Regions from separate parts of the Homo sapiens genome. Here region 1 is linked to region 2. A link is a loop called in an ENCODE intact Hi-C map of the cell type or tissue named here. Cell type or tissue: PC-3. All regions are shown on one strand. Links, peaks and the distances in the headings refer to the core of each region. The heading gives the core; the rest is flanking DNA. Region 1 holds the start of OR2M5 (olfactory receptor family 2 subfamily M member 5). Region 2 holds the start of OR2M4 (olfactory receptor family 2 subfamily M member 4).

Region 1 (16,793 bases), core at 6,855-11,854, 85 kb before region 2:
CACTCAAACCGCACAGTTTCATGGATATTGAACAACCCGCCCCTCCTTGACTCCTAGCTAAATAACAAAAGTAATGCAGAAATCAAGAAATTCTTTGTAACCAATGAGAACAAAGAGACAACTTGTCAGAATCACTGGGACATAGCTAAAGTATTGTTAAAAGGGAAATTTATAGCACGAAGTGCCAACATCAGAAAGCTGGAAAGATCTCAAATCAACACCCTGACATCAGAATTAAAAGAACTAGAGAAGAAAGAGCAAACAAATCCAAAAGTTAGCAAAAGACAAGAAATAACTAAGATCAGAGCAGAATTGAAGGAGATAGAGACACAAAAATCCCTTCAAAAAAATCAATGAATCCAGGAGCTAGTTTTTTTGAAAAAAATAACAAAATAGATAGACCACAGGCTAGACTATTGAAGAAAGGAGAGAAGAATCAAATAGACACAATAAAAAATGATAAAGAGGATATCACCAATGGCCCCACAGATATACAAATTACCATCAGAGAATACTATAAACACTTCTATGTAAATAAACTAGAAAACCTAGAAGCAATGGATAAATCCCTGGACACATACATTCTCCCAAGACTAAACCAGGAAGGAGTCAAATCCCTGATTAAACCAATAACAAGTTCTGAAATGGAGGCAGTAATTAATAGCCTACCAACAAAAAAAGCCCAGGACCAGATGTATTCACAGCCAAATTCTACCAGAAGTATAAAGAGAGGTTGGCACTATTTATTCTGAAACTATTCCAAATAATTGAAAATGAGGGGCTCCTCCCTAACTGATTTTATGAGGTCAGCATCATCTTGCTAACACAACATGGCAGAGACAAAACAAAAAAAAGAAAACTTCAAGCCAATATCTCAGATGAACATTGATGTCAAAATCCTCAATAAAATACTAGCAAACTAAATCCAGCAGCACATCAAAAAGCTTATACACCCCAATCGAGCTGGCTTCATCTCTGGGATGCAAGGCTGGTTCAATATATGCAAATCAATAAATGTAACCCATCATATAAACAGAGCCAAAGGCAAAAACCACATGATTCTTTCAATAGATGCAGAAAAGTCCTTTGATAAAATTCAACATTCCTTCATATTAAAAACTCTCAATAAACTAGGTATTGATGAAACATATCTCAAAATTATAAGTGCTATTTGTGACAAAGCCATAGGCAATATTATACTGAATCACAAAAGCTGTAAGCATTCCTGTTGAACACCGGCACAAGACAAGCATGCCCTCTCTCACCATTCCTATTCAATACAGTTTTGGAAGTTCTGGCTAGGGCAATCAGGCAATATATTTTTAAAAAGTATTCAAATAAAAAGAGAGGAAGTCAAATTGCCTTTTTGCAAGTGACATGATTCTATATTTAGACAACTCCATCATCTCAGCCCAAAAACAACTTAAGCTGACAAACAGCTTCAGTAAAATCTTAGGATACAAAATCAATGTGCAAAAATCACAAGCATTCCTATATACCAGCAATAGTCAAGCAGAGAGCCTGATCATGAATTAACTACCATTCTCAATTGCTACAAAGAGAATAAAATACCTAGGAATACAGCTAACAAGGGATGTGAAGGACCTCTCAAGGAGGACTACAAACCACGGCTCAAGGAAATAAGAGCGGACACAAAGAAATGGAAAAACATTCCATTCTTATGGATAGGAAGAATCAATATCATGTAAATGGCCATACTGCCCAAAGTAATTTATAGATTTAATGTTACTCCCTTCAAACTACATTGACATTCTTCACAGAATTAGAAAATACTTCTTTAAATTTTACATGGAATCAAAAAAGAGCCTGTATAGCTAAGAAAATCCTAAACAAAAAGAACAACCTAGAGGCATCATGCTACTTGACTTCAAACTACACTACAAGGCTACGGTAACCAAAACAGCATGGTGCTGGTACCAAAACAGACATATAGGCCAATAGAACAAAAGAGAAAATTCAGAAATAACACCGTATATCTACAGTCATCTAATTTTTGACAAATCTGACAAAAATAAGCAATGGGGAAATTATTCCCTTTTTAATAAATATTGCTGGGAAAACAGGCTAACCATATGCAGAAAACTGAAACTAGATCCCCCTCCTTACACATTATACAAAAATTAAGATAGATTGAAGACTTAAATATAAAACCCAAAAACATAAAATCACTAGAAGAAAACATAAGCAATACCATTCAGGACATAGTCATGGGAAAACACTTCATCACAAAAACACCAAAAGCAATTGCAACAAACCCAAAATTGACAAATCGGATCTAATTAAACTGAAGAGCTTCTGCACAGCCAAATAAACTAGCATCAGAGTGAAGAGGCAACCTACAGAATGGGAGAAAAATTTGCAGTCTACCCATCTCTCACAGTTCTAATATCCAGAATCTATAAGGAATATAAATGTACAAGTCAAAACCAAACAACTTCATCAAAAAGTGGGCAAAGCATATGAACAGACACTTCTCAAAAGAAGACATTTATGCAGGCAACAAACATATGAAAAAGAGCTCATCATCAGTGATTATTAGAGAAATGCAAATCACAACGAGACACCATCTCACGTCAGTCAGAATGGCGATTATTAAAAAGTCAAGAAATGTAATAAAGGAAGGTAACAACCCCATCTTTCAGGTTATAGGAAGAACCATAGGTCTAACTTCTGCTGTCATCTGACCCCACATTATAAAGCCTATTTAAAGTATGAAGTGGGTTATATTGAGTTAGCTATCAAAAAGAGTGAGATTTCATTCTATCTTTGCAAGCAGTTTGGTGAGTTGCCTGTGATGAATATTACATTCTCCTGTAATACTTACTCAATAATTAAATTGTTTTATTTTCTTCTAAATTTATGAAGAGGATTCTTGGGTTTTGAGGAGAGTTTGTTTTTAAGCATATTTCTCTAGCAAAGTACAAAAACTCAAGTTGCACAAGTAAATTTTATGGAGTACTAGGAGGTGAAAATGCTGTAAAAATAAAACAAGATAGGGAAATAAAATTCATTATGTTTTGAAATTTTAAATGGAGTTTTCTGAGAAAGCATGGTTGAGGGGTTGATAGTTGAACACTGCTCACATAGCATGAGATCGAGAGCAGGTAGAGCCCCTAGTCTTAACTCTATAGGAGAGGAGAGGATCAAGTGCAAATAGTAACCTGTGTGTGAGTTAAAGAAAAAAAAAGTCAGTGATGCATGTTGAAGCATAGTAAGGAAGGTTTTATTCAAAAACATTGTGAGACAATATACAGGAATAATTCAGGGTGGTTGCAGAACAATATAAAAATCTAGGAAGAAGTTTTGCATGACTAGCAAAATTCATGCAAAACTCAGTTATTGCTTGTGAAAAGTCAATTATTGCTTTGCTTGAGTTTATAAATTATTCACTAAAAACAGCCTCAGGAAAACAGGACATTCAACAGAGATAAAAGAAAATACATCAACCAGCAACCCTAAAAATGGGCCAACCAGTCCAATAACAACATCTTGAAGGTGTACACAAGGTCACAAAGCATTGACCAAGAAAGCAATAATTAGCTGCCTTTTTAAGACTGTACACATTTTACAATAATGTTTTTATTATTTCCCCTAATTTCTCTTAAAATCTCCTGAACCAGAGGCACAACTCAGAAAGGCAGTCTTTGAATGCCGTTTAATGGCTCCTCTAGGTTGTTCGCTTCTCAAATAAAGGTAACTTTTTTTTTAAACACCAAACCCTGTGTCTTCAGTTTGTGGCTTTCAGACTACAAGTGGTCCAGACCTAAGTTTGGCTAAAAGAGTAGTGTAAACCCAAAATAAATTCTAAGCCCCCAACTGACTGATGAATCTGCCTCTCAGCCAAGAACATTCCAAAGTAAACTTCAAATTGTTGTTCAGGCCATAATGGAAAGAGGGTGGAGGCTGAACATGCTTTATCCCTTATAAACTTCTCCCTTTGGAATTCAGGTACTACTGACCAACATCAACCATTAAAACAGATATACGTCTACAATAAAAACAGTAAAACATTGGTGCCATAAATTGACTATGATACACAAAAAAGTAAAAATATTCCTTGTTGATGGATTTTAAGAATCAATATTGTTAAAACGTCTATACTACACAAAGCAATTTACAGATTCAAACTAATCTCTATCAAAATACTAATAACATTCTTCAAAAAATAGAAAAAATTCTAAAATGCATATGGAATCCTAAAAGACCTAGAATACCCAAAGCAATCTTGAGCAAAAAGAAAAAAACTGGAGGAATCACATTGCCTGACTTAAAATTATACTAAGGAGCTATAGTAACAGAAACAGCATGATACTGACATTAAAAACAAACACATAGACTAATAGCATGGAAGAGAGAACCAGGAAGCAAATCCATACAGGGAAGTAATTTTTGACAAAGATACCAAGAACATATATTGGGAAAATATAGTCTGTTCAATAAAATGGTGCTGGGAAAACTGAATATCCTTATGAAGAAGAATGAAACTAGACACCTGTTTCTTGGCTTATACAAAAATCAAAATGTTTTAAAGCCTTTAATCTAAGACCTCAAACTATGAAACGACTAACAGCAAACATTGGGGAAACTCCCCAGGACATTGGACTGGGCAAAGATTTCTTGAGCAATTCTCTGGAGGCACAGCCAGTCAAAGCAAATGTGGATAAATGGAATCAAATTAAGTTAAAAAGCATCTGCAGCACAAAGAAAACAATCAACAAAGTAAAGAGACAATCCACAGAATGGGAGAAAATATTTTAAAACCACCCATCTAACAAGAAATTAGTAACCAGAATATATAAGGGGCTCAAACAACTCTATAGGAAAAAGTCTAATAATCCTTTTTTTTTTGTAGTTTACATTATGTAGTGATCTTTTTTATTCCTACTAGTTTTTGCTTTTTATTATTATTATACTTTAAGTTTTAGGGTACATGTGCACAACGTGCGGGTTTGTTACATATGTATACATGTGCCATGTTGATGTGCTGCACCCATTAACTCGTCATATAGCATTAGGTATATCTCCTAATGCTATCCCTCCCCCCTCCCCCCACCCCACAACAGTCCCTGGTGTGTCATCTATTTTTAAAATGGGCAAAAGACGGGAATAGACTTTCTCCAAAGAAGACACACAAATGGCAAACTGGTATATCAACAGTAAAAAATACTATACTTAAAAAGTTAAAAATATTATAGAATTTTCCTATGATCCAACAATTTCACTTCTGGGTACATACTCCAAAAATCTGTAAGGAGGCTCCAGTCCTCAGGGGGCTCCAGGCCTCAGGTGGCTCCAGTCCTCAGGGGGCTCCAGTCCTCAGGGGGCTCCAGGCCTCAGGCGGCTCCAGCCCTCAGTGGGGCGCTGCACAACCCGCGATCCGCGTGGCTCCATCTGAGTCCCTGGTTAGGCTCCCTTGGTCCCTGCGTTCCCTCGCCTCCCTCGCCTGTCCTCTTCCTCAGTCCCACCCAGCACGGCACCAAGGTGAGAGGAGCCCCGCTGGAAAGGAAGCATGTGGACTCCGGGTTCAGCACCTCCTCCAGAAGCACAGGACGTGCGACCTTCAGCCTTTGCGCCCACCTCCGCGCCACCAGCCCAGCAGTAGCTGGGAACGGAGCTGTCCCCCTCCAGTCTCCTCCCGCCTCAGCACCGAGCAAATTCTGTGCAGCTAAGAGAATAAACGCATGCGGAAGAGAAGGCGTTTTCAGAAACTAGTTTCCAAACAACAGATCCAGCTTGTACTTCCGATGCACGGTCGCAGGCCTTTCTCCTCAAAGGACTTCATCTATAACATCCTCACCATTAAATAAAGACAGGTCTTGTCTACTCTAGGGCAGGATGGGTAGGTCTGTGAACGTTTTCTGAAAGAATGTGATGAGAAAATTCGAGAAGAGCGTGAAGAAATCAAACACAAAACTGGCAGAACAGGATGAGGCATTTGTGAAGTTCACGCTTGGGGAAATAATGTGACGCTCTGGCGCTGGCTCTTACGTTTCATGACTCACACATTCTGCATTTGCCGCTGCCTTATTCCTTGCTGACTTATTGCAAAGGGTCCCAATTTTGTCCTGACACAATGCCAGGATCCCTCGGTGAATACAGGTTTTTGCAAGCTTTTGACAATGGCAACCACTCTCAGGCCCTAGCAACTGGTTTGGGACATTTCCCCGATCTCAGCACCACTTAATGTGGACCTTTGCTACCTATATTAATACAGTTTTGGCTCCTTATTTTAATATGTTTGAAAAGGATTAAAGGGGGATATTCTAAAACATATCCTTCGCTGGTTGTGTAAATGAAACTAGAATGACAATGCAGAGGAAGTTAGTGTGATTTTAATTGTGTGGTACAACCAGTACATAACCAGTTATTAAAAATTGAGAAAGTAATCCCAGGACAATCTGAAGCAAATAGCCACAGCACTTCTTGAGAAATAGTGAAGGGGGAAGCCATTCCTGTATTCCAGGAGTTCTTGGGCATTCAGAATGGGTTTGTGATTTTTTTAAGTGTTTTATTTTTTCTATCAGTCTTTTAAACACATGTTTATTACGGCATTTTTTCCAGTATATTATTGTTTTACCTCTTTGGTAGTACTGGAATTTAGTTTAAAGAATAGAACATTTACTCCCTCGAAAAAAGAAAGAAACAAGTGAGGGTATTTAACAAAAAATGCAGGTTTTATTATGTCTAGAGGCAAAGAACAAAGAACATACATTCAGGTTATGTGCACACAGACTTCTACTAATTTCTAATATTTTATTTATTATTTTATTTTTATATTTTAAATGTTATTTTTGAGATGGAGTCTTGCACAGTCACCCAGGCTGGAATGCCATGGCATGATCTCAGCTCACTGCAACCTCCACTTCTCAAGTTGAAGTGATTCTCCTGCCTTAACCTCCTGAGCAGCTGGGATTACAGGTCTGTGCCACCACGCTGGCAAAGTTTTGTGTTTTGAGTTTAGAAAGAGTTTCACCATTTTGGTCAGGCTAGTCTCAAACTCCTAAACTGAAGTGATCCATCAGCCTCAGCCTCCCAAAGTCCTAAGATTACAGGCATGAGGATCCGTACATGGCCTGTAATATTTTATTTTAAGCTGGTGATGGGTACATTGGTGTTTTGTTTTATACATTATCTTCCACTGAAATATTTATGAAGATACAAAATAACTATCGTTGTAATTGAGGCTATGAACAATTTAAGGAAAACAATACAATTATCAGTAAAAGCAGGATATCATTCAATACAATTCAGTGAACATTTATTGAACAAAGCATTGGTAAAAGAGATAAAATGGGATTTTGCTAATGTGCTGAATCTATCTACCTAAGCCTCAGACAAACACTATATCTAATGGAGAACCATAATTGCTAAAGGCTTAAGGTACTCATTAATATTATTCTTCAACATTTTAACAATATACATTTTAATCAATGAAGTAAGGAAAAATAGATTAATTTGGAAAGCGATCTAAAGTTGTTCAGCCGTTGTATACAGGCATTTTTCTATGCAATAAGAAATACAAAAATAAAAATAGCATTCTTGGATTCAAGGCCTATAAGCAACAATTAATAGATTTCTATATATTAACTAAAAGAAATAGAAGAAATAATACACACAATATTCCATACGCTAGAGCAACAAAAAAGAAAATTCCCATGAACATTTTATTTTATAATAATAACTTTTACAGAAAATATATACAGTAGTTTTAAGGGATAGAAAGCATATTAAGGAACATACATATAGAATTAGAATTATGTAGGGAACCTCAAGATGTTAAAAGTGCCAGTTCTACCCAAGCATATCTTGCTTTGATGATGGAGCAGAAGGAACAGTGAAGAGAAACCATAGAAGAGGAAGGATATTAGCCCTGAACGCCCTGACTGCCATTCTCTAGCTCTGCGACTGAAGTCAATTTACTTAAGCTTCTGCCCTCAGTTTCACATGTAAAAAAAATGACAGTATAATTAAAGATATTATATTATAATATATACATGTGTCTAATAGGGGTATCTGGCATACACAATGGTTGTAGGTATTATGTGAGTTTACAGTTTTGTTTTGTTTTTTTTTAACCACAGTGCCAGTTATACAGAAAGCACTTGGTGTGTTTCACCTCATCATGTGAGAGAGAGGGAGAAGTTTCAGAAAGTTTCCACTGATCTACAGGGAAGGGGGCATAATTATCTTTGTAGTATTTTCAAGAAAAGGAAGCTAATTTGGCTTCATGTCCTAAGAGAGGAGATAGAAGGAAATACAAACTTTGATAAAGACAAGGGAATGGATTCCCCAAGGGCTAAAAATTTAAGTTTTTGTCCTTTCATTCATTTGTTAATAACAATAAAGATTCCAACTGTATGTTAGGTGCTTTTTTCCTAATGATGGAAACATAAAAACATGTCAGATATTCATATATTTTTGCCTTTTTAGGAACCTACAATCTTACTGAAAATACACATTATTCAGATAAGTACTAAGATGTAAGTTAACCAAGCGCAAACAAGACTGGGTATAAGCTAGTGCTGAAATTTCTGCTGAATGTGCTGATGATTGATTTCATTTCTTATGTCATTTTTGGGCCGAGAATTTTTTCAATTTTATTCTATTTTATCTGTACAATATGACTTTGAGAAATGTGGTACAACCTGAGGCAGAAGGAGTGGTTACCTGTCCCAGCTTATCAATGTGAAAGATTGGATAAAATCCATTATTTTTGTTTTTTCATGTCCTGGCATTCTAGATTTGTAAAAGATATTGATAGTGAATGGGAGTCAGAGGAGAAAAGTAGCAGATGAGAGTGGGACATGATTTGAAAGTTTTGGCCACATTCTCTTTTCTTTTAATAATTGTAGCTCATGCAGGATGAGAACTCCTAAACCAAAAATCTAATATCCAAACTACTCCCAAATCGGAATCTTTTTGAGTGCTGACATGAGACTGTGTCACTCTTGCTTTCTGATGGTTCAGTGTACACAAACTTTCTCCTTTACACAAAATTATTTTAAAATATGGCATAAAATTACCTTCAGGCTATGTGTATAAGGTATACATAGAACATAAGTTAATTTTGTCTCCACTCTTGGGTTCCATTCCCAGGACATCTCCTTATACATATGCAAATATTTCAAAGTGTGAGAAAAATCTGCAATCTGCAACACATCTGGTCCCAAGCATTTTGGATAAGGAATCCTCAACCTGTATTAATGAATGCTTACATCTGTCATGTGCTCCTCTAAGACATTTACACCTATCATTTAAATATGTTTTTAAACTTGAAGTATACAAAAATGTTTATTTACAACAAATATGTTGGATATACATTTTGTAAAATGCTTTAAAATATTACCAGTGCTTTTGAAACACAGCTTATCTCTCTGTGATCATGTAACCTTTCAGGCCAATTTTGTAGGTAATCATTATTCCAGTATTGCTGTGCTTTATAATAGATTTTTATATGTGTGTTTAAATTACTCATAATAGGATTCATGAAGTCATTCCCTGTGATCTACTTTGTTCATTCAACATTCTATTTGTGAGACTCATCAATGCTACTTCCTGTAGTTTTGGTTATAAATTCCATTTTCAGTGTGCATGCAGGGAGCGGTTTTATATTACAAATAAAGTTGCTATGCTCATTTTTGCTAATATGAGAAATTTGTTGTTTTCTTTTGTTTCCTGATCATTCCTCTTACAAAAGGGTTAATTATTATTACAAAAGTGTAAAGTCAGTTTAGCAACTACAGTGGATTACACATGCTGTCTGACAATATTTCAGAACTGCTTTATTTCTTTTTTTAATAAAATTTTGTCCACTCAATGTCTCCTTTCCATCATCTAACTCAGTAACTTCTCAATTTCTGAACATGATTTTCATGGTTTCTGTGTTATATTGCTCTGGGAATGTGCACAGTATCACACTGTCATGAATTATGACCAGGATTTTCATAAGTTCTGTGTTATATTGCTCTGGACATGTGCACAGTATCACAGTGTCATGAAATCTGATGACTCCTCTTCCAGATGTAATAAGGTTAATGTATAAAAAGACACTGGAAAAAACTAAATGTATGCACGATCTTTTTACAAAATGATGGAGTTAATTACAACAGATACAATGTGGATTAGATAAAATAAATAAAAATAGAAGCATGATATTACAACTAAGGAAAATAAATACTTGGAAGGCTATGTCTAGAGTTCAAAATGTTGTACATCATTATGTGAACACTCTTGAGATGTTGATAGATATTCTGAAAAAAATTGAAATCAATATGTCATAGTTTCAGATCCATTCTGAAAAAGCTGCTTTTTATTTTCCTCCTAGTACAGTGCTGCAACTCAAATGTCCTGCTGTGTTTGGCAGTGAATAGTCCTGCACAAATTAGAGTTGCAAAAAATATTTCACCACAAACCCATTTTTATAAGAATACAAACACATCTTGGATAGCTTACACTGAGCTTCAGAATTTGGTCTCATATTCTTAGTGCCTAAAAGTAAGCACAATCTGTCATATGTATCTTACTAACTTCGAAGAAATCTCTAATTTTCTCACAAGTAACAACTATTTCTCTTTCTAGAATTTTATTGAATAAATATTCATATGAATCTTAATATAGAAGGTACAAGGCAATGTAGTGCTCAATATTTTCAATTTTATCACTTATAAATTGTTATAAATTTGTGATATATCTTGCCACAGTCTCTGTGACAGGACAAACTCAATGAAGACAATTTTAACACATGGGTATGAAGGGAATTTTGAGGCAATGAAGGGAGGTGAAAAAATACAACACAAATAAGAGTGAGTTTATATAAATTCAGCCTAAGCTAATGTAACTGAGAAAAGTCAGAGGGATATGTGGATTTACATTCGTTATTCAATTGTTTTAATGCTTCATCATTCAGTGGAGTTTAAAACATATGTGGTAAAAATGTCTAAATGATCGAGTAGAATTATTCAACATTTTATTTCAATTTAGTGACTGGGAAGGAATGATTCTCAAATGTAAAGAACACTTTGCCAACTTAAAAAGAAACATAGGAACAAGCTAACTTGACCAGATAGCTTCCTTCTTGGAGTAATATTGCAGACCTACTTAAAGAAAAATTATGATGGAAATTTGAGTCAATACAGTTTTGTTTGCATAAATTAGTGTATTACAACAGTTGACAAGATCAAGGCAACTGGGAATACTATGGTATGATGCTCACAATAGGTGGTTCCATAAAGTAAGTTGAGATGAGTTATTTTCCTGAAGTGAATTCAGCCAATACGTACTGGGAATTATTGAGGCAATATAAAGTCTTTTCTCCTGATTGACCTTAAAAGCGCACCTCCTCCTGAGGACAAAACAAGGGAACTCTGTGGTAGGAAACCCTCAACACTAAAGATCCCAGAGATGCCCATTTCTCATTCTGAAGACATTGACTGGACCTGGATCTGAGCTACCACTAATCAGCTTTATCCAACTTCTTGATAACTATTTGTTTTAAAACCCGAATGGAGGAAAGTTGCATCCTGTTTCTCTCTTCATACTGATTGAGAAAAATGATTTGTTTTTCTTTTAAAAATTGCTATTCTATTTCATGAGAGTCCCATAAGGAGGTTCCCTCTCTATCTTCCCAGCACTGAAGAGATATTTTTTGGTAGGTTTGTATTCTCAGGTCACAGTTGTTGTTGAATTAAAATTTAAACTACTTTTGAGTATTTTTTTTCTTTCTTACCCACAATATTATTCACAATTTATTTAAATAAATAAAACTCAAAAAAGTATACTTTACTACCTCATATTTAAAAAATTGTATTTCAACCCATCAGGCCGAATTCAAGATTCCATCTCCTCTGCAGATTTCTTCTAACTCCTTTGTTGCTCCTAGATTATTCAGCTTCCATTATTGCTGATTTTAGTCCCTTCAGTAAAATGTGATGCATGAATAAGCATAAAAAGTGCATTTCTGTCAAATGAGTCTACTCAACAGGCTTGTCTTTCTGTTTATGACATCATTTTTTATTGTCTGGAATAATTTTCCTTCACAAATTGGCTTTGCTGATACATGTAGAATTATCTCATAGAATAAAATCTAAATGCCACAACATGCAAGAAATATAACTCTAAATTAGAAAACCCTATGTTTTCCCAAAATCTTCTAATTATTGCATATCATTTTGTGGAATGCATATATGGATAAACCTTTCCTGTGATCTGGTCTCTTTCTCACTTCCTCAGAGTCTTTGCGAAATGCCACTAGACATGTGAGGTTTCCCTTGACTACGCTGCTCAAAGTTGAACGTGCTCTTGCAATTCGAACACCTTTCTTTGACTTGCTTTTCTCTGAAGCGTTTATCCTCTTGTGACATAAAGTGGGTTATATGTCATCATCTGGCCTCACTCCCTGTGACCTGTGTGGGCACGGGCCTTCTTTGTTCTGATTATTGTGGTAGCCCCAGTGCTCAACACATAGCCAGGCTTCATAAGCATGTTTCGAAAGCATGCATCTCATGCTTTTCTGAAATTCCGTTTTTCTTTGTACTTATTCTTCAGAGGAGATATTGGGTGTATTAGTTCCCTAGGAATGAGAATACAGAGTATCACAAACTGGTTACCTAAAACAACAGAAATTTGTTCTCTCACAGTTCTGCAGGCTAGAAATCTGAAATCAAGTTGTCAGCAGGGTTGGTTATTTCTGAAGGCTCTAAGAGGAGGAATCTTTCCCATTACTTTCTCCCAGGTTCTTGTGATAACTAACAGTTTTTGGCATTTCTTGGTTTGCAGATGCACCACTCCAATCCCTGCCTCCCCCATCACATGGTATCCTCAGTGCCTCAGTCTTCACATGGCCGCCCTCTGATCAGAACATGAGTCATATTGGATTAGAGAGGCGCGCTCTGCTCCAATATGACCTCACCTTAACTAATTACAGTCTTTATGTTTTTCCAAACAAGCTCACATCCTGAATATCCTTTTGACAAAAAAAATATAATTCAATCCATAACACAGGGCTATAGAAAAAAGGGCCTAGGTTTTAGATTTGAATAATTGAAAATCCTTTCGGTGTATCCACTTAGTGTATAGAAAACTCACTATGAGGAGTAGATCAAATACTCTAAACTGTAAAGTAATAGGCAACCAAACAGTTTCTGTTAACACTGGTAGAAAAGTGCCTACTATAATGTGAACAAAGACACAAATTTACTTTCAATTTCTACTATTGTGTTGGTCACATGCTGACTAAAGCTGAATTGCTGTATCAACGTATCTGTAAAAGACTTCTGATTTCTAAGGAAGTATCTGTTTGCTTTGGAGACATATTCTTTTTGGAAAAACTCCATCAATAATGTATTGAATATTGTTATTCTAATATTTCAGTTGAGAAAAAGGACACTCGGAAGAGAAACTTAGGACAGGCTCCATAATTTTATCAGTGAGGCAGTGCTGAAAGAACACATTTTGTTCTGATTCTATACTTTTTGAACTTTTAGTTTCTTACTTCTGGTCATACTGTATTGATCACTGACCTGCAAAATTTACCAAAATCACATGCTTTATAAGGTACTGGGTAAAGTTTTACCAAATCAATGAACTGGTTTTGTGTTACTAGGTAAAAAACATATTCATCATGGCATGGGAGAATCAGACCTTCAACTCTGACTTCATCCTCCTGGGAATCTTCAATCACAGCCCCACCCACACCTTCCTCTTCTTTCTGGTCCTGGCCATCTTTTCAGTGGCCTTCATGGGAAACTCTGTCATGGTTCTCCTCATCTACCTGGACACCCAGCTCCACACCCCCATGTACTTCCTCCTCAGTCAACTGTTCCTCATGGACCTCATGCTCATCTGCTCTACCGTACCCAAGATGGCCTTCAACTACTTGTCTGGCAGCAAGTCCATTTCTATGGCTGGTTGTGCCACACAAATTTTCTTCTATGTATCACTGCTTGGCTCCGAATGCTTTCTGTTGGCTGTTATGTCTTATGACCGCTATATTGCCATTTGCCACCCTCTAAGATACACCAATCTCATGAGACCCAAAATTTGTGGACTTATGACTGCCTTCTCCTGGATCCTGGGCTCTATGGATGCAATCATTGATGCTGTAGCGACATTTTCCTTCTCCTACTGTGGGTCTCGGGAAATAGCCCACTTCTTCTGTGACTTCCCTTCCCTACTAATCCTCTCATGCAATGACACATCAATATTTGAAAAGGTTCTTTTCATCTGCTGTATAGTAATGATTGTTTTTCCTGTTGCAATCATCATCGCTTCCTATGCTCGAGTTATTCTGGCTGTCATTCACATGGGATCTGGAGAGGGTCGTCGCAAAGCTTTTACTACCTGTTCCTCTCACCTCATGGTGGTGGGAATGTACTATGGAGCAGGTTTGTTCATGTACATACGGCCCACATCTGATCGCTCCCCTATGCAGGACAAGCTGGTGTCTGTATTCTACACCATCCTCACTCCCATGCTGAATCCCCTCATCTACAGCCTCCGCAACAAGGAGGTGACCAGAGCACTCAGGAAAGTGTTAGGAAAGGGCAAGTGTGGAGAGTGAGTACTTTGTAAACTTTATGCTTTGCTGTCTGCTAAATTCTTTTAACTGTCCCTTTTTTTCCATTAAGTCCTCAAAATAGCTTTCATTTTGTACATAAACGGGCACCTATATAATCTATTTCAGATAAACTATTTTAAATATTTCTTGTTTTATATTCAATTCAGTTGTTACTACAATATAAGGCATTTTCAATAATGACATTAAAGTTTTTTAAATTTTTTTATTTAAATAGGTTTTTGGGGAACAGATGGTGTTTGGTAACATGAATAAGTTCTTTGGTGATTTCTGAGATTTTTGTTCACCCATCACCCAAGCAGTGTTCGCTGTACTCAATGTGTATTCTTTAATCCCTCTTCACCCCCACCTTTTCTCCAGGTCCCCAAAGTCCAATGTATCATTCTTATGCCTTGGTGTCTCATAGCCTGGCTCCCAGATATGAGTGAGAATATTCAATGTCTGGTTTTCCATTTCTTCATTTCTTCACTTAGAATAATAGTCTCCTATTCTATCTTGGTTTCTGCAAAATGCTAATATTTTTTCCATTTTTTGGCTGATAGTATTCCATGGTGTATATATATATATATGCCGCCTTTTCTTTATTCACTTGTTGATTGATGAGCTTTTGGGTTGGTTCCATATTTTTGCAATTGCAAATTTTGGTGCTATAATCATGTGTGTGCAAATACTTTTTTTGTATAATGACTTCTTTTCCTTTGGGTATACACCTAGTAGTGGTGTTTCTGGATCAAATGGTAAATCTACCTTTAGTTGTTTATGGAATCTTCACAGTGTTTTCCATCTTCACAGTGTTTTCCATAGTGGTTGTACTAGTTTACATTCCCACCAAGAGTGTAAAAGTGTTCCCTTTTCAGCACATCCTGCCAACATTTTTTTTTGTTTGATTTTGGCCATTCTTGCAGGACTGAGGTGGTATCACATTGTGGTTTTCATTTGCATTTCCCTGATAATTAGTTATGTCCAGCATTTTTCCATATGCTTGTTGGCCATTTGTATATCTTCTTTTGAGAATGGTCTATTCATGTCCCTTAGCCCACTATTTGATGGAATTTTTTTTCTTGCTGATTTGTTGGAGTTCTTTGTAGATTCTGGAAATTATTCCTTCATCAAATGAATAGACTGTGAAGATTTTCTCCCACTCTGTGTGTTGTCTGTAACTCTCCTGATTATATCTTTTGCTGTGCTGAAGCTTTTTAGTTTAATTAAGTCACATCTAATTATTTTTGTTTTTGTCACATTTGCTTTTGGGTTCTTGGTCATGAAGTCTTTTCCTAAGCCAATGTCTACGAGGGTGTTTCCGATGTAATCTTCTATAATATTTATGGCATCAGGCCTTAGGTGTAAGTCCTTAATCCATCTTGAGTTGATTTTTGTATATGGTGAGAGATGAGGATCCACTTTCATTCTCCTACATGTGGCTTTTCAATTATTCCAGCACCATTTGTTGAATACCTTGTCCTTTCCCCACTTTATGTTTTGGTTTGCCTTGTTGAAGAACAGTTGGCTGTATTTGACTTTATTTCTGGGTTCTCTATTGAGTTTCATTGATCTATGTGCTTATTTTTATACCAGCACCATGTTGTTTTGATGACTATGGCTTTATAGTATAGTCTGAAGTCAGTTATTATGATGTCTCCAGATTTGTTCTTTTGCTTAGTGTTGCTTTGGCTATGCAGGCTCTTTTTTGGCTCTATATTCATTTCAGGATTGTTTCTTCTAGTTCTGTGAAGATTGATGGTGGCATTTTGATGGGAATTTCATGGAATTTATAGATTGCTTTTGGAAGTATTGTCATTTTCACACTACTGATTCCACCATCCCTGGGCATGAGATGTGTTTCCATTTGTGTGTATTGTCAATAATTTCTTTCAGCCATGTTTTGTAATGTTCACTGTAGAGGTCTTTCACGTCCCTGGTTAGGTATATTCCTAAGGTTTTTTGTTCTTGTTGTTATTGTTGTTTTTGCAGCTATTGTAAAAGGGATTGAGTTCCTGATTTGATTCTCAGCTTGTTCGCTGTTGGTGTACAGCAGAACTACTGATTTGTGTACATTAATTTGGTATCCTGAAACTTTGCTGAATTTATTTACCAGTTCTAGGAGCTTTTTGGATGCGTCTTTAGGGTTTTCTAGGTATACAATTATATCATCAGCAAACAGCAACAGTTCTACTTTCTTTTAACCAATTTGAATGCCCTT
Region 2 (16,793 bases), core at 5,784-10,783:
CTCATCAAACTTCCTTGCCACCAATCTTCTGATTTTTTTCCTTCCAGGTTCTTGACTGTCAGCAAAATCATTCACCACTGATGTGTAGAGCAGTTGTGCTGCAGCCTGATTCTTCAGCAGAGACTTTCCTTGCTCTAGTCTCCACTCAAAACAGACAGCCTTACAGTGACTCTGTAGATGGGTCAATGTAAAACACTCAAATATGGTCTATGCTGCTTCCAAAATCCAAAATATTTGCCTATGTCTTTATGGTAGGTCCTGGTAGGTAAATCAACTTGTTTTCTACCTTGGAGGGAATATCTCCTTATGTTTTAGATCACTGTAACCTTCACTGAGATGGTGAATTCTTTAAATTGTCTGGGGCTATTTTCTAGCCTTTTACTTCAATATACCTTATTAAAGCATTTAAAGTCCTTGCTACTTTCTACTAAATAGAACCAATCAGCATAAGTTCATCAATATAGTAAACCAATGTGATGATCTTTGGAATATCAAGGAAATAAAGATTTCAGCAGACAATATTATGGCAAACAGTAGAGAAATTTGTGTAGCCCTGATATAACATATATATTGCTGGCCCCAACAGGTAAAAGCAAACTCCCTGTTGTGGTAGTTATATATTGTTATAGAGAAAACAGAAAACAAGTTAATGGCCACATACCAAGTAGCAGGAGTTGTTATAATTGACTGCAGAAAAGACAGAATATTTGAGACAGCAGGTTTTATTGGATTTACCCTCTGGTTAAGTTGATGATAGCCCACAGTCATATTCTAATATCCATCTGACTTCTGCACAGGCTGCAATGATGAACTCAATGAGATGTGATTGTTATCACTGCTTCACCTGTTTTTATGTCTTTGAAAGTAGCATTAATCTCTGCAACTCCCCTAGGGAGACACATTGCTTCTAGTTTACTGTCTTGGCAGAAAGGTGAAGTTCCAGGTGGTTTCATTTTGCCTTTTGCATTATAATATCCCTCATCCCATGGGTCAAATTCTCAACTTCAGGATTCTACCAGTATGATATTTACTAAATATGCTTATCCCAATTATACATTCAGGAACTGGGGAAATAGCAACAGGGTGGTTCTGTGGACCAACAAGTCTCACCGTGAATCAGACGTGAGATACAACTCCATGTATCCCCTGACCATCATAAGTCTCTACTTTGACTGGTCAACCACAATGATGTTTTGACATACCAGAAATTAGCATCATTCAGAGCTGGCGTTTAGTAATCCTTCAAAATTGTGGCTACTTTCTTCCCCTAATGTATGGTTACTCTAGTAAATGGCCTCAGGCCATGTTGGGAAAAGCTCAAAGACAGTAACTTACCCATATCAACTCATCTATACCCATCTAGTGTTATATTTTTCTCTATTTGGTTTGCCATCCTGAGAGTTTATTCACACACACGTTGCCTAGCTACCTGCTTCACACAATATTGCAATGATTTTAGTGCATTAACTACTTTCTCTTAGATCATAGTGTGAGCTTATCTCTTGGAACATGTTGAAATTTGACTCTAGTTATGTGTCTAGTGTCAACAAGGGGTGATTGTGTTAGGCCCTAAGGATGATGATAGTTTACCTTCAATGGCCTTCCCAACAGGTATTGCATGTTTTCCAACTAAGGAAGGCTACTCAGATATCAGAGGGCAAGCTGCTTTCACTGGAAAAGGAGTGTCTTTGTCCAGCTGGGCTGCTGGATAACAAAATACCATAAACTGGGTAGCTTATAAACAACAGAAATGTAAACCTTGCAGTTCTGGAGGAAGGTGCTGGCAGATTTGGTGTCTTTTGAGGGTGTGCTTCCTAGTTCACACTCAGAGCCTTCTTGCTCTATCTTCACATGGTAGAAGAGACAGCTAGTTCTCTTGTGTCTCTTTTATACATGTGCAAATGCCAATCATGAGTTCTCCTCGTTCATGATCTAATCAACTCCTCCCAAATACACATCCTATTACCGTCATCTTGGGGGTTAGAATTTTGACAAGAATTTTGTGAGGACACAGGCATTCAGACTATAGCAGGTGGATTAAAATGACTTGGGATTTCAGGATTGTCAGTTATACCTTAGTATAACCAAATGTCTCTATTCAATTTTTAGGCTGTGAATCTGTCTGATCTTGGGCTTCTTTTGGTTGTTAGGCTATTAATTATTGCTGCAATTTCAGAAAATGTTATTGGTCTATTCAAGGATTTGACCTCTTCCTGGTTTATTCTGGGGGGTGTTCCTGTGTCCAGGAATGTATCCATTTCTTCTAGATTTTCTAGTTTATTTGCATAGAGGTGTTTACAGTATTCTCTGATGGTAGTGTGTATTTCTGTGGGATCAGTGGTGATATCTCTTTTACTACTTTTTATTGTGTCTATTTGACTCTTCTCTCTTTTCTTCTTTATTAGTTTGGCTAGTGGTCTATCTATTTTGTTAATCTTTTCAAAAAACCAGTTCCTAGAGTCATTGATTCTTTTGAAGGATTTTTTGTCTCTATCTCCTTCAGTTCTGCTCTGATCTATTTCTTGTCTTCTGCTAGCTTTTGTATTAGTTTGCTCTTGCTTCTCTAGTTTTTTTTTTTAATTTTGATGTTTGTGTGTTGATTGTAAATCTTTCTTGATTTCTGATGTGGGCATTTAGTGCTATAAATTTCCCTCTAAACACTGCTTTAGCTATGTTCCAGAGGTTCTGGTACATTGTCTCTCTGTTCTCATTGGTTTCAAAAAGCTTCTTTATTTCTGCCTTAATTTCATTGTTTACCCAGTAGTCATTCAGGAGCAGGTTGTTCAGTTTTCATGCAGCAGTGTGGTTTTGAGTGAGTTTCCTAATCTTGAATTCTAATTTGATTGCACTGTTGTCTGAGAGCCTGTTTGTTACAATTTTCATTCTTTTTGCATTTGATGAGGAGTGTTTTACTTCCAGTTACATAGTCGATTTTAGAATAAGTGTTATGTGGCACTGAGAAGAATGTATATTCTGTTGATTTGGGGTTGAGAGTTCTGTAGATGTCTGTCAGGTCTACTTGGTCCAGAGCTGAGTTCAAATCCTGAATATCCTTGTTAATTTTCTGTCTTGTGGATCTGTCTAATATTGACAGTAGGGTGTTAAAGTCTCCCACTATTATTGTCTGGGAGTCTAAGTCTCTTTGTAGGTATCTAAGAACTTGCTTTATCAATCTGGGTGCTCCTGTATTGCATGCATTTATATTTAGAATATTAGCTCTTCTTATTGCATCGATCCCTTTACCATTATGTAATGCCCTCCTTTGTCTTTTTTGAACTTCGCGGGTTTAAAGTCTTTTTTTATCAGAGACTAGGATTGCAACCCCTGCTTTTTATGCTTTCCATTTGCTTGGTAAATATTCCTCCATCCCTTTATTTTGAGCCCATGTGTGTCTTTGCATGTGAGATGGGTCTCCTGAATACAGCACACTGATGGTTCTTGACTCTTTAACCAGTTTGCTCATCTGTTTCTTTTAATTGGGGCATTTTCATTTTTTCCCACTTAACTTGCACACAAAAAACATGTGGCTAGAATGAATTTAATTGTTGTTGTATCTTTGCAATTTACAAAATTAAATTTTATGTTTTGTTTCAGGCAACATTGTAAATAGATACTTCTGGTGCTAACATGGAAGCTGTCTGATTTTCCAGTCATGAACTGAAGTGCAAGTTAATGGAGCTGAGCTTGTCATTTTCCCTCTAGACATACATATGCAAACTTAAAAGAATCCAATACACATAACTGTCCTTACAGTCATTATTACTGCCCTCAGGGTCAGGTCCAGTAGCCATCTAAGTGTCCAATGCAAGTGCTCCATTGGCATTTTATTACAATAAACCATGAGTGATATCTTGATTAATTGTGATGCCACTGCACGCCATGAATTACTAGTATCCCATTTCCCATTGAAAAGGAGCTAACCATCATGCTTAATCCTGAAGCCATGACCAAAACAATCTCTAAACTGCATCTTTCTGGACAAGCAATATGAAATTCTCACACCAGTTAGAATGGCAATCATTAAAAAGTCAGGAAACAACAGGTGCTGGAGAGGATGTGGAGAAATAGGAACACTTTTACACTGTTGGTGGGACTGTAAACTAGTTCAACCATTGTGGAAGTCAGTGTGGCGATTCCTCAGGGATCTAGAACTAGAAATACCATTTGACCCAGCCATCCCATTACTGGGTATATACCCAAATGACTATAAATCATGCTGCTATAAAGACACATGCACACGTATGTTTATTGCGGCATTATTCACAATAGCAAAGACTTGGAACCAACCCAAATGTCCAACAATGATAGACTGGATTAAGAAAATGTGGCACATATACACCATGGAATACTATGCAGCCATAAAAAATGATGAGTTCATGTCCTTTGTAGGGACATGGATGAAATTGGAAACCATCATTCTCAGTAAACTATCGCAAGAACAAAAAACCAAACACCGCATATTCTCACTCATAGGTGGGAATTGAACAATGAGATCACATGGACACAGGAAGGGGAATATCACACTCTGGGGACTGTGGTGGGGTCGGGGGAGGGGGGAGGGATAGCATTGGGAGATATACCTAATGCTAGATGACACGTTAGTGGGTGCAGCGCACCAGCATGGCACATGTATACATATGTAACTAACCTGCACAATGTGCACATGTACCCTAAAACTTAAAGTATAATAATAATAATAAAAAAAGAAAAAAAAAAAAAAAAAGAAATTCTCAGGAGGGCAAGTAATCAGCAACCCATAGCCTGTGTATGCAATTAGAGACCTTCAGAGGACACAAACCACACAGTCAAAGGTGGGAGGCTGGGGCCTTGCTGAAGAAACACTGATTGGCCTGAACCTTTGGGCCATAGGCAGCTGCATACAATGCACACCAGGATTTGCCACGAGAGTCTGGGCAGGTGGCTGCATACAGAAAATATGGGGATTTGACAAGAGAGTTCACTTCCTACAGGTGCCAGCATGAAGAAGGTGTGCAGCCTTGCAGAGGGAGTCTGGATAGACAGCTGTGCCTGGGCCACATAGAGCTCTGTCCTCCATGTTCAGAGGACTGCAGAAGTCTTAACCCTAAACCCAGATTACAAGATTGTTCAGTGACTGCATTCTGTGCCTGAAGCTAGAGCAGGATCTGCAGAATATTCTCATATTCACAACACAAAAGTCCCTGGGCTACACAGAAACACCCAGTCTCTTCCTCCTGCAAGGAACCATAAGTGCCCTATACTGAGAAAACTTAATATTATACTCATTTTAAAGCAATTTTAATGAAATTCCATATTACAGAGTTTATTTTGAAAGGGGCATGAAGAGCAGAAATGAAATACATTGACAATTGATGAAGGTGACTCAGAAAGAAAGATTTGTTCAAAAATTTGACATGCTAAGCTTCAGAGTATCCTTCAAATTCTATCTGTGGCCCCAGACACAGTACACAATCATTCCCATAGGAAAAAAACTTTAAAAGTTTACAAAGTTTGACATGTCATAACGGATGTGTTATGATTTTCTCTGTCTATAAAAAAAAAGAAATCAGAGCTTCACTAAATTATGTGGTACTCAAATTCAGAGTCAAGGAAACAATTTGACACATGTTGGTGGAACAGCTAGAGGCATAGGCAAAGTAAAACTAAACAATTAGAAGCCAAGGGAATGGAGATGTAACATGCAAACTCACACACATAACATAAGATTGCAGGAAAAACTGTAAATATAAGCTTGGATAAGGTGAACCATTAGAAGATAAAGCTGCCAAAGGCTGACTTTTAAGATGTAGTTACGTAAGTTTAAAATAAAGTCCCATAAAATTACAGAGAAACATTTTAGTTGGGCAAATGTTAATAAGAAATTCAGTCCAGCTATTTTAATAAAACATAAAATGCAATGTAAAATGAAATAAAATTATCAATGATAGATATTTCATAATGAAAAAGTAGTAACAATTAAAGAAAGGACCCAACTATAAACTTGTAAGAACTAAGAAGTTTATTTTCAACATGAAATCCTCAAATTGTTAGAAATGGAAGGAAATATTGGTACTTCCACATTATGTTTTTAACTTTTATTTTAGGTCGGGGTACATGCGCAGCTTTTTATATCGGTAAATTTTGTGTTATGGGAGTTTGATGTACAGGTTATTTCATCACCCAGTTAATACATATATTACCTGAAAGGACGTTATTTGACCCTCAACCTCCCTCCTAGCTTCCACACTCATTTGTGTCCACATGTATTCTATGTTTAGCTCCCACATATAAGTGAGAACATGCAATATTTGGTTTTCAGTTCCTCTGTTAGTTCACTTAGGATAATGGCATCCAGCTCCTTCCATGTTGCTGCAAAGGATATGATCTCATTCTTTTTTATGGTTGTGTAGTATTATATGGTATATATGTACCAAATTTTCTTTATGCAGTCTACCATTGATGAGTATCTAAGTTTATTCAATATCTTTGTTATTGTGAATAGTGCTGCAATGAACATACATGTGCAGGTGACTTTATGGCCAAATGAGTTATATTCCTTTGAGTACATACACAGTAACGGGATTGCTGGGTCAAATGGTAGTTCTGTTTTAAGTTGTTTGAGAAATCACCAAACTCCTTTCCACAATGGCTGAACTAATTTACATTCCCACCAGCAGTGTGTAAGTACTCCCTTTTCTCTACAATCTCACCAGCATGTGTTATGTATAGACTTTTTAATAATAGTTGTTTTGACTGGTGTGAGATGATATCTCTTTGTGGTTTTTATTTGCATTTCTGTAATGATTATTGATGTTGAGCATGTTTTCATATGCTTGTTGGCAACACTTATGTCTTCTTTCGTAAAATGTCTATTTTTATCCTTTGCCAACTTTTAATGGAGTTGTTTTTTGCTTGTTAATTTGTTTGTTATAATACTTATAAATACTGTATATTAGACTTTGTTGAATGCATAGTTTTCAAATGTTTTCTTCCTTTCTGTAGTTTGTCTATTAACTCCGTTAATAGTTTCTTTTGCTGTCCAGAAGGTCTTTAGTTTAATGGAGTCCCATTTGTCAATTTTTGATTATGTACAATTGCTTTTGGTATGTTCCTCAGGAAATATTTGCCAGGGCTTCTGTCCAAAATGGTATTTCCTAGGATATTTTTCAGAGTACTAATCATTTTAGGTTCTACATTTAAGTCTTTAATCCGCCTTGAGTTTATTTGTGTATAATGGTGCAAAAAGGGTCCAGTATCAGTCTTCTGCATATGGCTAGCCAGCTATGCCAGCACCACTTATTGAATAGGGTGTCCTTTCCTGATTGCTTGTTTCTGTTGACTTTTTTGAAGATCAGATGGTTGTAGGTGCAACTTTATTTCTGGGCTCTATATACTGTTCCATTGATCTATACGTCTTTTTTTTTTTTTTTTTGGTAGCAGTTATTATGCTATTTTGGTTACTGTAGCCTTGTAGTATAGTTTAAAATCAGGTGATGTGATACCTCCAGATTTTCTCATTTTGCTTAAGGTTACTATTGCTATTTGAGCTTTTTGGTTCCATATAAATTTTAGAATTTTTTTTTTTTTTTCAGATTTTCACTCTTGTCACCCAGGCTGGAGTGCAATGGCACAATCTTGGCTCACTGCAATCTCTATCTCCAGGGTTCAAGAGATTTTCCTGCCTCAGCCTCCTGAGTAGCTGAGATTACAGGTGCACACCACCACACCTGGCTAATTTGTTTTTAGTTTTTAGTAGAGATGGGGTTTTGCCATGTTGTCTGGGCTGGTCTCCAACTCCTGACCTCAGGTGATCTGCCCACCTTGGCCTCCCAAAATCCTGGGATTACAGGCGTGAGCCACTGCACCTGGCACAATGTTTTTTTCTAATTCTGTGAAGAATGTCATCAGTAGTTTAATAGGAATAGCATTAAATCTGTAAATTACTTTGAGCAGTATGACCATTTAAACTATATTGATTCTTCCTATTCATAAGCATGGAATGTTTTTCCATTTGTTTATATCATCTCTGATTTCTTTCAGCAGTGTCGTAATTTTTGTTGTAGATTTCTTTTACCTCTCTGGCTAGCTGTATTTTATTCTTTTTGTGGCTATTGTGAATGGAACTGTACTCATGATTTGGCTCTTAGCTGGGGCATTATTGGTTTATAGAAATGCTGCTAATGTATGTACATTGATTTTGTACCCTGAAACATTGTTGAAGTTGTTTATGGGAACAATAAACTTTTGGGGAGAGACTATGGGGTATTCTAAGTATAGAATCATATCATCTGCAAACAGAGACAACTTGGCTTCCTCTTTTCCCATTTAGATGCCTTTTATTTCTCTCTTGCCTGATTGCTGTGACTAGGAATTCTAGTTCTATGTTGAATAGCAGTGGTGATAGAGGGCATCCATGTCTTGTGCTGGTTTTCAAGGAGAATGCTTCCTGCTTTTGCCCATTCAGTATGATGTTGCCTGTGCATTTGTCATAGATGGATATTATAATTTTGAATTATGTTCCTTCAATGTCAGTTTGTTGATGATGTTTGTCATAAAGAATGTTGAATTTTATCAAAAGCCTTTTCTGCATCTATTGAAATGATTATATGCTTTCTGCTTTCAGTTCTGTTTATGTGATGAATCACATTTATTGATTTGCGTATGTTTAACCAACTGCACATTCCTGGAATAAAGCCTACTTGATTGTGGTGGATTAGCTGGATTCAGTTTGCTAGTATTTTGTTGAAGATGTTTGCATTCATTTTCATCAAGGATATCATCCTAAAGTTTTCTTTTTGTATGTGTGTCTCCCTCAGGTTTTGGTATCAGAATAATGCTGTCCTGAAACAATGAATTAGGGACCATTCCCCTCTCTTCAATATTTTGGAATAGTTTCAGTAAGAATGGTACCAGCTCTTCTTTATGCATCTGGTAGAATTTGGCTGTGAATCAAATCTGGGCATGGGACTTTTCTATTTGGTAGGCTGTTTATCACTGACTCAACTTTTGGAGCTCGGTATTGGTCTGTTCGGGGTTTCCATTTCTTCCTGGTTCAATTTTGAGAGGTCGTATGTTTTCAGGAATTTATCCATTTCTTGTAAGTTTTCTAATTTATATGCATAGAGGTGTTCATAATAGTCTCTGAGGGATTTTTGTATTTCTGTGGGGTCAGTGATATTATCCCCTTTGTGATTTCTTATTTTGTTTATTTGAATCTTCTCAAATTTTTCCTTATTAGTCTAGCTAATGGTCTATCAATCTCATTTGTTATTTCAAAAAACTAATTCATGGATTTCTTGATATTTTGTATGTTTTTTTAAAATATCAGTATCATTCAGTTCAGCACTGATTTTATTTCTTGTGTTTTGCTTGCTTTGGGATACTTTGCTCTTGTTTTTCTACTTGCTGTAGGTGTAATGTTAGGTTTTTAATTTGAGATCTCTTTAACTTTTTTGATGTGGAAGTTCAGCATTATAAAATTTATTCTTAATGCTGCTGTGTCCCAGAGATTATGGTATATTGTACCTTTGTTTTCATTACTTTCAAAGAATTTCTTGCTTTCTGCCTTAATTTCATTGCTTACCCAAAAGTCATTCAGGAGTTTAATTTCCATGTGATAGTATGTTTTGAGTGATTTTCTAAATATTAGTTTATGTTTTTATTTTTCTGTGGTCCAACAGTATGATTGGTATGACTTCAGTTTTTTGCAGTTTGGTGAGAATTATATTATGACTAATTATGTCATCAAGTTTTAAAGTATGTGGCATGTGCAGATGAGAAGAATGTATATTATGTTTCTTTGGCTGGAGAGTTGTGTAGATGTGTGTTAGGTCTATTTGGCCAAGTATTGAGTTCAGATCCCAGGTATCTTTGTTAATTTCCTGGCTTGAATACTGTCAGTGGGGAGTCAATGTCTCCCAGTATCATTGTATGTTCATCTACATCTCTTCATATGTCTCTAACTATTTGTTTTATAAATCTGTGTACTCCTGTATAGATTGTGTAATATTTAACGTAGATAGGTCCTCTTGTTGAATTAAACCCTTCATCATTATGTAATGCACTTCTTTGTGTTTTTTTATCTTTCTTGGTTTACAGACTGTTTTGTCTGAAATTGGAGTAGATGTTCCCCACTAACAGTAGTTAGAGACATATGAAGGGATGTAGATAAACATGTGCAGATGAGAATAATGTATATACTGTTTTTTTTTTGGTTACAGAGTTCCGTAGATGTGTGTTAGGTATATTAGGCCAGGGGTTGAGTACAGATCCCAGGCTCTCCTCTTTTTTTCTGTTTGTTTGGTAGACTTTTCTCCATTCCTTTATTTTGAGCCTATGGGTGCCATTAAGTGATGTTTGTCTCTTGAAGACAGCATACATTGGGTTTTACTTCTTTATCCAACTTAACACTTTGTGTCTTTAAATTGGGGCACTTAGCTTATTTACATTCAAAGTTAATATTGATATCTGCAGATTTGATCCTGTCATCACATTGTTAACTTGTTATTATGCAGACTCGATTGTGTAGTTGCTTTATAGTTTTAGTGGTCTATGTACTTGTGTGCATTTTCATGGTCTTTCATTTCCATATTTAGCAGTCCTTTAATTATTTCTTGTAAGACAGGTCTCATGGTAACAAATTTTCTTAGTGTTTGCTTGTCTGAAATGACTCTTATTTTCTTCATGTATGCAGTTTAGTTTGGCTGGATATGAAATTCTTGCTGGGAATTCCTTTTCTTTATGTATACCAAATATAGGCCCCAAACTTTTCCGGCTGATAAGGTTTTTGCCGAGAGGTCTTCTGTTAGCCTTATGGAGTTCCCTTTGTAGGTGACCCACCCCTTCTGTCTGGCTGCCTTTAACATTTTTTATTTCATTTTGAATTTGGAGAATATGATAACTATATGTCTTGAGGATGGTCATCTTGTATAGTATCATGCAGGGGTTCTCTGAATATCCTAAATTTGAATATTGGCCTCTCTAGTATGATTGGGGAAATTTATATAGATGATATTATTAAATATTTTTTCCAGTTGCTTGCTTTCTCTCCCTCTTTTTCATGAATGTCAATGATTTGTGGATTTGATCTCTTTACATAATCCTATATTTCACAGAGGTTTTGTTCACTATTTTTTATTATTTTTTCTTTATTTTTGTCAACCAGTTTTTGTGCTCTGAGATTCTTTCCTCAGCTTCATCAGTTCCGCAGTTAATACTTGAGATTGTATCATGAAATTCTGGGAGTAAGTTTTATAGCTCTATCAGATCAATTTGTTCTTTCTTAAAATTACCACTTCATCTTTTCATTCCTATATCATTGTATTGTGTTCCTTAGATTCTTTGAATTGGGTGTTGATTTTCTCCTGAATCTCAATGGTCTCCATTCCTATCCATATTTTATGTCTGTCATTTCAGCCATTTCAACATGCTTAAGAACCATAGCTAGGGTGTTAATGCAGTCATTTTGAGACAAGAAGACACTCTGGCATTTTTTAGTTGCCAGAGTTCTTATACTGTTTTTTGTTTGTTTGTTTGTTTTTCCAGTCTGGTTGGGCTCATGTTCCCTTAGTCTTTGAAGCTGCTGTCCTTTGGATGGTGTTTGTTTTTTTTTTTTTTTTTTTTTTTGCTTTGATCTTCTTTGATGTCCTTGGGAGTTTGATTGTGGTACATGGTGGGTTCAATGATATGGCTTTGTTTCTGGAAGCTTTTAGGGGCCAAGTTTCAATGGAGTACCTTTGGGCTGTGTGTTCTAACTCTGGGGGTCTGGAGCTGGACCCTAGCTTTGATCTCTGGCCTTTTGATGTTAGAAACCTACCGCACTGGAGGGGCTTAGGTGCTTCTTGTCTACTGGCACAACACTCCAATGGTGCATGCTGGCCAAAGCACTTAGTTAGGGTGGTAGCATTGGGATTAGTTCTTGCTCGCATGTATCAGCATTTTTGGTAGTGCAGTGGGAGGCATGAACATCAACTGGGGCAGGATATCAGCAGAAGCAGGGTGGCAGTGCTCCTGTACGTGCTCATGCTGGTTGTGGCAGAGTGGGGGTGAGGCTGCTGGTATTCAGACTTGCACTTGCTCTGATTGTCATGACAGAGGTGCAGTGCGGTAACTGTGCATTTTCAGAGCTAGGGAACCAGCAGGAGCAGGGCAGTGGTGTCTGTGCACTTTCACAGTGGCTTTTGTGGCAGATAAGTGGTGGTGGGCCTCTGGCAGTGGTGGGGGTTGCTAGCATCAGTGCACACAGATGTGTTAGTGGTAGGGGTGCAACAGGCTGTCTGTGCATCTGTGAATACTAGGAGGCAGGGTACACTCATGCTGGTAGAGTGGGGTGGCAGGGAGTACATGCATACCTGTGCCTGCAAGGGATGGGAGATGAATTCCCTTAGAAAGCAGTGGGCGTGTCCCAGCAAAGCAGTAGCGGAAGGCTTCAGCTGGGGGAGCTATAGGTCAGCTGGTGCATGTCTGTAGGGCCAGTCCGCAGGAGCTCTCTGACAGGAGCAGTCTGTGGCAAGGTGGTGACGATGAAAGCCCCCAGGAAGCACATATGTTGGGCATCCAAAGCTGTGCTGCAAGCAGGCATGGCCAGGCTGGGGACCCAGAAGAGGCTGGCAGATGAAGAGCCTTCAGATTAGACTGGCCCTGTCCCACAGGCAAGACCAATCTGCTCTGTCCAGTTCTGACAGTCGCCCAAAGCCTTATAGAAGAGCCTGGTGAGCCTGGGGGGATGGGCATCCCTGGCTGTGATCCACTGCAGTCACTTCAATGCCAAACTGTCTGGGCTTTACGCAGGATGGAGTCCTGCCCCTGTCATCTCTCTAAGTAGCTCTCCTTGCAGCTCAAGTATCTTTGAGAATCATAGAGTCTTGTGCTGCCAGAATTCTGGAGATCCACGTTGAAAGCTGGCTACTCTTCACCTGTTCAACTCATGCCTTCCCCAGGAGTTGCATGCAAGGCTTAAAACCTAGATGATGGCCAGGCATGGTGGCTCACACCCATAATCCCAGCACTTTGGGAGGCTGGATCACAAGGTCAGGAGATCAAGACCATCCTGGCCAACATGGTGAAATCACATCTCTACTAAAATACCAAAAAAAAAAAAAAATTAGCCAGGCATGGTGGCATGCATCTGTAGTCCCAGCTACTCGGGAGGCTGAGGCAGGGGAATCGCTTGAACCCGGGAGGCGGAGGTTGCAGTGAGCCGAGATCGTGCCACTCCACTCCAGCCTGGCAACAGAGCGAGACTCCGTCTCAAAAAAATAATAATAATAAATAAAAATAAATAAATTTTAAACAAGTCTAGATGATGGGTTGATGTGTGCAGCAAACTACCATGGCACATGTAACAAACTTGCATGTTCTGCACACGTATCCCAGAACTTAAATTAAACTTTAAAAAAAGTCATTGCTGCAGACAAATGAAAGCTTTTGAGAGTGGAGAGAAGCAAGACCAAATGTAGACTTGTTTTGAATTAGTATAGTGAATTTACTGGAAAATGCAAAGGATATATCTTAAAGATATAGGCCACATACAAGTCTTTAGTGCCCCTTTAAATTGTCAATCACATGCTTGCATACGTTTAGGCATCTAAGAGCTTATTTACATTTATATCAGCTTAAGCATTTGGTGTTTTTTTGTTTTTGTTTTTGTTTTTGTTTTTTTGACGGAGTCTCACTCTGCCACCAGGCTGGAGTACAGTGGCGCGATCTCGGCTCACTGCAACCTCCACCTCCCGAGTTCAAGCGAGTCTCCTGCCTCAGCCTCCTGAGAAGCTGGGACTATAGGCACGTGCCACCAAGCCCGGCTAATTTTTTTTTTTTTCTGTATTTTAAGTAGAGATGGTGTTTCACCGTGTTAGCCAGGATGGTCTCCATCTCCTGACCTTGTGATCCGTCTGCCTTGGACTTCCAAAGTGCTGGGATTACAGGCATGAAGCACTGCACCCGGCCCAGCTTAAGTATTTGATACAATATACTAGAAATAAGTTAAAAATGTTAACACAATTGAGAAGGCAGGTTGACAGATTTCATTTACTTTGTAATAAATATTCCCTGTTTTAATTTTAATCGCATTTTAATAATCTGTAAAGATTTAAGTTTCTCATTAACACAATTTACTTCCTAAAGAAAGGTAGGCAGCCATTTATGACTTTATAGCAAGTAAAGAATGACAGTATTGGCAAAAAGTAACTAGAGCCTTGGGGTCCACATGGATTTTGTTTCCTAGGAGAAATTCTGAAAGAAGGCATGCCATCTATAATTGATGTCAGGGGATTTAACATTTTGTGGAGGTATAGAATTTAAGGTCCATGATGCTGTAGGGTGGATAGGCCTTCGGACAAGTGGGTCATTTGGACTACTGGAGTTGCTGCTTTTGAATCTTTTCTAGAAGAGAAAGAAGAAAAGGTTGTAATACAGCTCAGGCAGTGATTATTATATTCCAGAGTATAAAGAACCCAGAACTGATTTGGCGAATTTTCCCCTTGATCACCACCTGTGAGTAAGACATATAACACTCTTTAAAAGAAAAAAAATTCCGTTATGTCTTGTGCTGACCTTATATGACTTTATTGAGGAAAATCACGAGTTCATGTGCATTAAAAAGCTTTTGGAACACTATACAGAATCACACAAGTGTAAGCCTTCCTCAACCTGATTATTACAATTAGGTAGTTCTTCACAACTACCTAATTGTGGAGTATCCTGGAAATGTCCTCATTTCTCCTGCAATCCTGGACTCTCTTTCTGTTTCATACTAAAAATGAAGGAAAAGAAGAAAGAGAGACATAGTATTCTTAATGGTTATTTTAATTTATTGAATATTTATTGAAGCTTTATGAGAAACATAACTATCTTCTACCTGGTGGATCTACACCTCAACATGAATTTACAAAAACAATCATATACCAAGTGGTGTCTATCTACTGCTTCAAACATACATGAAAATTTGGACTTAAAAATTTTCTACATACCACCCAGTGTAAATTTTTAGTTTAGAAATTATTGGGGAAGTGATTCACTCCCACAAAGTACCCAGTTTTCTTATTTGTGTTCTTAATTTTTCATGAAATATACTAATTCATAAAATTCTGACAATCAATGTTATAAAGACGAAGTAAAGAAAAATTTAATAAAATCTGATTTAGTTAAATTCCACAGTGTGTGAGACATTCTTGAAATCTGGACACATTGAATATGCTACAATATGTGGTTGGAAATCTTCAGGTTGGTAAAAATCACAAGGTCTAGGGAAAAGCTGGACTCAGTGGGGTTGAGCTTCTTTCCAAAGACTTTGTGCCCACTTAGATCTCTTCATAGTTTATGTGGTTTCTCCTTCTCTGATCGCCATTAATATTCCAAAATTTCTTATCACTTCAGGCCCTCTTAATATTATTTTGTTTTCTTTTTATTTCTATTTTAGCTCTAATTTTAGCACTTATTTTCCTCATATGCCTTCACCTCTCTTCCAGACACTTAATTCTTCCTCTCACTTAGTCAAGTGCCTTCTATCATTTTCCTCATTCTTCTCCATTTTTCATTAATAATTGGCATAAAATCATATGGAAGAATCAAAATAGTTCTAGCAATGTGAGGATTTTACAATTTCATGTGACATTGTAACGCAATTCTATTCTTAAAATGGAAGAGCAAAGAAAGGTACTGCTCCTTCTTTATGTTGATACCTTCAAAATGAGGCTAGATTTTGTATTCATTTAGAGAGGCATCAATATTTTTATATATTCTTGTAGGAAATTTGGATTCCCTCTACATCTCTGCAGGATTAAAATAAAAGAAGTACCTAGAACATAGTAATCATACAAATGAATGAATGTGTCACCAGCTGAGGAGTTATTCTCTAGTTCAACATTTGCTATATCTTGTTATTTATCACATTCTTCTATTTCTAAACGTTAAAATGGATAATGTAAATTTTATTTTGGAATATTGACATAACAGTTTAATTTAGTTAAGATAAAATAAAGCCATGTTACTTTTTGTGTGTCATGAACATAAGTAAAGGGGTCTCTGTTATTTAGTTTTCCTGCTTTAAAAGGGATTTTACCATTAATTATAATCAGCAGAAGTTCATTTAGAGTACCAAGATATAAACAGAACATTTCCTGGGGAAGGTGTTAGCAGCAAAAGGATTTCAAACTAGTTTTCACTTTATAAATAAAGTGTTGTGATAGGCATATGCCACATACCATTAAGATGTAACAGAATCTGCTCTGGCCTTAAGGGTGTATAATACTTGGTTTGATGTACAAATTTGAATATATAGCTTGCTGATATGAAGTAGGAAAGCTTGCTATATGTCTACTTATGGGATGAGTCATGGATACATCCAAGAAAAAAGAGGAGATAATTGGATTTCTTTATAATTTCATTGAATTCCACAGAATAAATTTGAAAACTACTACCTGCTTAGTATTTCTTAGTGGAATAAAAAATAAACACCAAGGATAAACACTCACAATGGTAAATAATCTTCAGAAAATAGTCAGTATCAAAAAAAATTATATGAGTATGCAAAAATATTGATGTTTCTATACAGCTAAATACATTTTGAAAAATAGTAGTAGGAAATAACAACAAAGACATTTCATCATTTCAAGCTTTGAAATCTGGAAATTCAAAAAAAATTTGGTGGCAGTTATGTATATCAGGCAGAAATAACAGCAGGACTAGCTTTGGATTGAGTTTTATTTGGGATATAATTAATTTGGGACTCCAGGGTACTGTTTTACAATATGATGTTTTAGAGCCATGTTTGAAAAAAAGGCGGGGGAGGGGCTAGAGATAATAATTGAGAGCTT

The links. A loop is a pair of places that touch in the nucleus more often than their neighbours do. Peaks named below come from ENCODE experiments on the same cell type or tissue, not always from the same donor. Only the 100,000 strongest peaks of a DNase experiment are listed, where the experiment ranks them.
Region 1: a loop joins it to region 2, with 9 times the contacts of the local background. A loop is called at or near these places in 1 of 110 quality-filtered maps.

The regions. Positions count from the first base shown.
Region 1 is chr1:248,131,509-248,148,301 of GRCh38, forward strand. OR2M5 (olfactory receptor family 2 subfamily M member 5) reads left to right here and starts at 13,640. Exons shown (of 1, transcript NM_001004690.1): 1 at 13,640-14,578. The coding sequence starts at 13,640. The coding sequence ends at 14,578. In PC-3, for the core only: no CTCF peak of the experiment used is centred there; a DNase peak (open chromatin) is centred at 9,553; H3K4me3 peaks cover 759 bases; H3K27ac peaks cover 2,369 bases.
Region 2 is chr1:248,217,109-248,233,901 of GRCh38, forward strand. It overlaps OR2M4 (olfactory receptor family 2 subfamily M member 4), which reads left to right and starts at 14,309. Exons shown (of 2, transcript NM_017504.2): 1 at 14,309-14,472. In PC-3, for the core only: no CTCF peak of the experiment used is centred there; no DNase peak of the experiment used is centred there.